Regions from separate parts of the Mus musculus genome. Here region 2 is linked to region 1. A link is a contact called in ENCODE Hi-C or POLR2A ChIA-PET data. All regions are on one chromosome and are shown on one strand. The core of a region is the stretch at or near the end of the contact, and the rest is flanking DNA. Distances in the headings are between cores, read along the strand shown.

Region 1 (2,700 bases), core at 37-2,536:
AGCAGCCACCTTGGGATGTCAAGACAAGGCCATCCTGCAGAAAACAGGTGGAGCTCCTGTGCTTGTATCGCTAGGTCCTAATGGAAACTTGTGTGGAACCTAAATCACTCCTGGGGAAGGGATGAACTGGGACTGTGGTCCAACTCTCTTAACAGCAGCCTCTCTGCAGAACAGAGCGGACCGTGGGTCAGCAGGGTTGGAATGCGGGTGGAATGAAGGGTAACGTGGCTCTGGCTTTATCCACACAGAGGATGACTCACTGTGTTGTCTGATGGAAGTGTCAGGCTGTCTGGTAGCTTGTATCTAGGCTCAGGCAGGGCTCCATTTTGCAAATTCTACCATGTGTATACCAGCAAAGGTGGTACCGCTACAGTGGTTTTACACTGCTGCTGCAGTCTTGGCTCACTCTTCTCTTGAGCCTGTGTTCTTGGTCAGTTTTTCAACCTGGTGCTGGGAAGTAGTGTGTTCACCATGCCAAGGTTGTTCCAGACCAAACCACCCAACCAAAACACCCAAAAAAAACAAAACAAAAAACCCAATCCAAACCAAAACCAAAACCAAACCAAACAAACAACAGGTAGAGCCGAGTGTGGTGGTGCACACTTTTAAACCCAGCACTTGGGAGGCAGAAGCAGGCAGATCTCTGAGTCTGAGGCCAGTCTGGTCTGCAGAGAGAGTTCCAGGAAAGCCAGGACTACAGGAAAACCCTTTCTCAGAAAACAAACAACAAACAAACAACAAGAACCCTAAACAAACAAACAAAAGGAGAAACCCTAACCAAATGTGTTCCATTGAAAGCAAAGCCTAGCGGTTAGATGCTCTGACCACTCACTCCCCAGCCCTGCATACATGGAGGGGCTTGGCTACACCAGATGTCCAGACTTAAAAACAGCTCATCCCATCAGGCCTGCAGCTGTTGACTCTGGCTTGACAAGGACCACCTGTGTTGCTGCCTCACCCTGTCCTTAGTCCTGCAGACAGAAAGGAGGGGCCAGACATTGCTTTTCTCTGGCCTCCAGTCAAGGATTATATGACTTTGCGTCTTTTAGCAAAGTCCCAGTATTTGCCTAAGTTCATTAATGACATTCCACTCAGTAATGCAACCCCCGAAGAGTGTATGGTGCACTTACAGCCACTAGAGTACAAGGACTTAAAGCTGCTCAAGGCTACAAGGCGGGTTCCCTAGGGCTTACCGAATGGGGGAGGGGTGTGGCCGTGGGCTGGGGCTCAGACTTGGGAGAGCTGAGCTGTATGTCCAAGAGTCTGGCCTGGAATGGGGCCCCCTGAGGCTGGAGGGGATGCTCTGGGGCTCCTCTGCCTAGGACTGTCGGCTACTTTCCTGGATGTCTGCACGGCCCACGCCTGCTGGCAGCTCCTGGAGGAGGCAAGCCAGCGCAGACCCTGCTCTAGAAGACACGGCGGAGGCAGGGTGCGCGTCAGGCCCTTCTTCCAGATCCATGGTGCAAGCCATGCCGAGGCTTACCTGAAGAGCTAGGGCACTCCTTGCTGAAGTACTGAGAAGAGAGCGGCTAAGAGAACCGCTTTGTCATCTCAGACTTCACTGGGAACTTGCTGGTGTCGTGGCCCCACATGGCATGAGTGGGAGACAGCTGGGCTCTGTGCAGCTTATCTTCCCACTTCCTGTAGACTCATTACATCTTCTCTGCCTTCATCCTGAAGGTGCTACCCCTTGGCCTCCTACAGTGTCCCTTTCAGCCTGGAAACTGAGCTTCTCAACAGTAGGGGAGTTTACCTACCCCTTACTCAGTTTTGTATCTCTAGGATCAACACAAGGTCCTGCGGGATAGCACCTTCCTTTAGCCACCTACCATTTAAACATCAATAAACAGATACGCATTTGACTGGCAAAGGGCATGGAGCAGTTAACGAACAGAAGCCAAGTCTCCATTTTTTTTTTTTTTTTTTTTTAAATTTCTGACTTTAATCTTCAGTACTTGACTCCTGATTACTCAAAAGTTCCCAAGAGAGAAGTCTCTGGGGCAGTTCAGGAAGTAGCTGTCTACTAGGAAAAGGCAGTTGTTGTTCAGCTCCGAGTCCCTCCCTGCACAAGGCTGCCCCCCCCCACCCCCCCACACAGAGGGAGTGCCAGAAAGTGTGGGAGAGAGCTTAGCTCTGGAGGGTGGAGGGGGCTCGGTGTGCCAGAGCAGGGTCTGCACAAGGCCAGAGTCAGGGCAAGAACTGTAGCATCACTTGCTCCTCCTTACTTCCGTTTATTTATTTTTCTTTTTTATTGTCTTTGAGACAGTTGCTCTGTATAGCCCTGGCTGTCCTGGAACTGGATCTGTAGACCAGGCTGACCTCAAACTCAAGAGATCCTCCTGCCTCTGCCTCCTAAGTGCTGGGATTAAAGGCGTGTGCTACCACGGCCTGGCTTATTCATTCATCCATTCATTCTTTCTTTCTTTCTTTTTAAAGATTTATTTATTGATTTTATGTATGTGAGTACACTGTAGCTGTACAGATGGTGGTGAGCCTTCATGTGGTTGTTGGGAATTGAATTTTTAGGACCTGTGCTCGCTCCAGTCAACTCTGCTCGCTCAGTCCCTGCTTGCTCCGGCCCAAAGATTGATTGATTGATTGATTGATTGATTGATTGATTTTTTGGTTTTTGGAGACAGGGTTTCTCTGTAAAGCCCTGGCTGTCCTGGAACTCACTTTGTAGACTAGGCTGGCCTCGAA
Region 2 (2,706 bases), core at 163-2,662, 150 kb before region 1:
GATTAGAATTCCAAGCAGGGACTCTAACTTAAAAAATTTGGGAGGAGGCCAGGTGTGGTGAAGCACATCTTTAACTCAAGAGGCTGAGGGAGGAGGAGTTCGAGGACAACATAGCAACAGTGTGTGGTAGAGGCGTGTGGTAGTGCATGCCTAGCACTCTGAAGGCAGATCTTATGAGTGCTAGGCCAAGGACGGGGAGGTGGGAGGGGGAGAGGGGAGGAAGGGAAGGAGAGGGAGAAAGGGAAGGAGGGAGAGAAACAGAAACATGGATGAATTTACACGAGCCATTAAGATAGCTCACCAAGTAAAGGCACGTGCCGCCACACCTGAGACCTGAATTCCGTCCCTGGGACCCAGATGGTTTAAGAAAACTCTCTTCTACAAATTATCCTCTGATCTACACACCAGCGCTGTGACATTGGGGACAAAGGCACATACACACATGAATAAATGAAGAAAAGTTGTTTCAAAGTTTATCAAAGTCGCCAGTACTTTCGTTGGTGTCTTTTAAAGATATTTAATTTGCTTTGAAATAAAATCGCATGGAATGCGTGAATTGCTCCTATTTTCTCCCAAGTGGCCAAGCTTTGCAGAGTTTAGAACTTCGAAGATTGCAAACCCTTTGGCACCGTTCCTCCGTGGGCAGGTGGAGGCGGACTCCCTCACCCTCGCCCCACGGACACACTCCAGCCCCAAACTCGCGCACGGCTCACGGGTGAGCCGCTCCACCGCTCCCCCTCGGGCCTCCCCGGGGCTCCGCACCGCGCAGCCAATGACCGCCAAGGAATGGAAAACGCCCCACAGCGCAGAAGGGACAGCGGGAACGCCCGGAGGGGAGCCGCGGCCGAGCGTCCCTAGGACGGAGGCGGGAGACGCCCCGGCTCGGGTTGGGGACCCGGGGGCTAGGACGCACCTCCTTGTCCGGAACCCACTGCGGCTCCTCCAAGCCGAAAGGGCTTCCGAAGGCGCGGTGCTCCGGCACCATGCGCAGGCCACTTGGCGAGCGCACAAGCTTCTTGGCGTCGCGACGCGCGGCCACCCCCGAGGACATGTCTCCGCCTGAGCCCCTCACGCCACCGCCCGCGCTGAGCCCACACAAGGCGCCACCCCGCCCCGCCCGCAGACACGATGACAGCTCCGAAGCCCAATCCGCAGCCAGAGCTCGTAATATGAACCAATCGGAGAGTAGTATCCGCCCCAGAGTCGCCCTTCTCCAATCCGTGCAAGGATCCCGCCCCTACGGCTGGCCACCAATCGGCGGTGAAGACCGGAGGGGCACCCTCGCCCCTCTAGGGAGAGTGTGACTTCGGATTGGCCAATTAGTCAGCCACGTAGGCGCCTCTTCGTTTCTTCTGGGTGGAGCAGACTCGGACTCTGGCCTCTCATTGGAAGAGAAGATTGAGATGGGCGGGGCTTCAGGAGCGGGCGGAGCGCGCGGGAGACTTGCGGGGTCGCTGATCCGGGAGGTGAGTTAGCTGATCGCGAGTGGCCGAACATGGGGTGGCGGGAGAGGACAGAGGACACTGTGGGTTTCGAGCGCCCCAGGTCGGGACTCAAGAACGAGCTTCCCCAGCGGGGCACCCCTTCAAGCCCGTAGCGGGGTTTGAAGGAATCGAACTGAGCGCGGGACCTGCTTTCCGCACTAGAGTCCCAGGCCAGCCACAGCGTGACCACTCGCTGCAGATTTGATCTGTGACTTTTGTTTTTCTTGTGGTGTTCGTAAGGACGAGTCACATTGTGCGTGTAGCCTAGGCTGGCCTTGGATTCAGCAGTCCTGCCTCAGCCTTCCTCGCACTGATACAGGTGTGAGCCACCGCGCGCGCCTCACCCTCTAGCTTCTTTGGGTAATTGGCCAAATCAGCTACCCAGGAGCTTTGCTCTCTCTCTGACACAATTGGACACACTCTAGCCCAGTTGGAGGGATGAGCTGGTGTAACCCTACTTCTCCGGAAGGCAGGCGGCCAAGTGGAGCATGGAGCTCTGTGCTTTTGTCTGAGACACAGGTTCTCAGTGTTGAAGTAGAAGTTGCTCAGTGGCACTTTGTAAAGCAAGGTTAGCTGCCTCAAGGCCTTGGCATTTGCGGGTGCACAGATAGAACCCGCCCCTGACTATGTCCTCTGTCCAGTCTCCACCAAGCCCTGTGATTGCTCTGGTTCACCACTGGACGCTGTAGCGATGGCTTGGGGGACCTTTGAGTTCTGGTGCCAGAGCTTTGTGTCTGAAAGCATGTTCTCCCTTCCCTCCTGCCCTGTGTGGTGTGGTGTATGTGTGTGTGTTGTATGTACATACGTGTATGTCCGTTTGCATCCGTACTGATGTGTGTGCGTGTGTGGAAGGCAGATGTCTGACATATATTCCTCCATCACTTGCCCTACGAACCCAAAGTCCACAGATTCAGCCTGTCGGCCTGCTCTGAGGAACTTGTCTCTGCCTTCTGAGCCCTGGGATTACTGGCAGCCCACCAAACCTGCCCAGCACCAGATCTCACGTCCTCGGCCTCCTCAAACTTGGCTCCTGAGCCACTCCACCCCATCCTTAGTGCCTCTTGGCACTGTCATTTGAACCCATTGCAGTGTACTGTAGGACACGCCTTTCCTCACACTGGCCTGGTGCTGTCCCCTCCGGGCCCCTTTCGGGAGACTTTCTCTGTGCTTTCTGGTACGGTGGAGCTGCCTCTTCTGTTGTTCTCTGACCAGGTTCAATTTC

Evidence for each region. A loop is a pair of places that touch in the nucleus more often than their neighbours do. ChIA-PET counts read pairs that join two places held with the same protein, here RNA polymerase II (POLR2A).
Region 2: a loop to region 1 is called in a map of left cerebral cortex, with 2.5 times the contacts of the local background. The contact joins the promoter of Xrcc3 here to the enhancer-like site in region 1. A Hi-C loop is called at or near these places in 1 of 37 maps with a recorded cell type or tissue (left cerebral cortex). POLR2A ChIA-PET finds 5 or more read pairs at or near these places in 2 of 5 experiments (both embryonic stem cell).

The regions. Positions count from the first base shown.
Region 1 is chr12:111,662,787-111,665,486 of GRCm38, reverse strand. No RefSeq gene overlaps it. Among named protein-coding and RNA genes, the nearest start is that of Ckb, 8.2 kb to the left of the region's middle. Within about 2 kb of position 1,286, at least 3 of the 3 ENCODE cell types and tissues checked have a DNase peak (open chromatin) inside an H3K27ac peak, as active enhancers do; they include left cerebral cortex, where a contact is called at or near this core.
Region 2 is chr12:111,812,585-111,815,290 of GRCm38, reverse strand. Xrcc3 (X-ray repair complementing defective repair in Chinese hamster cells 3) reads left to right here and starts at 1,412. Exons shown (of 8, transcript NM_028875.3): 1 at 1,412-1,466. It overlaps Zfyve21 (zinc finger, FYVE domain containing 21), which reads right to left and starts at 1,121. Exons shown (of 7, transcript NM_026752.4): 1 at 914-1,121. The coding sequence starts at 1,051.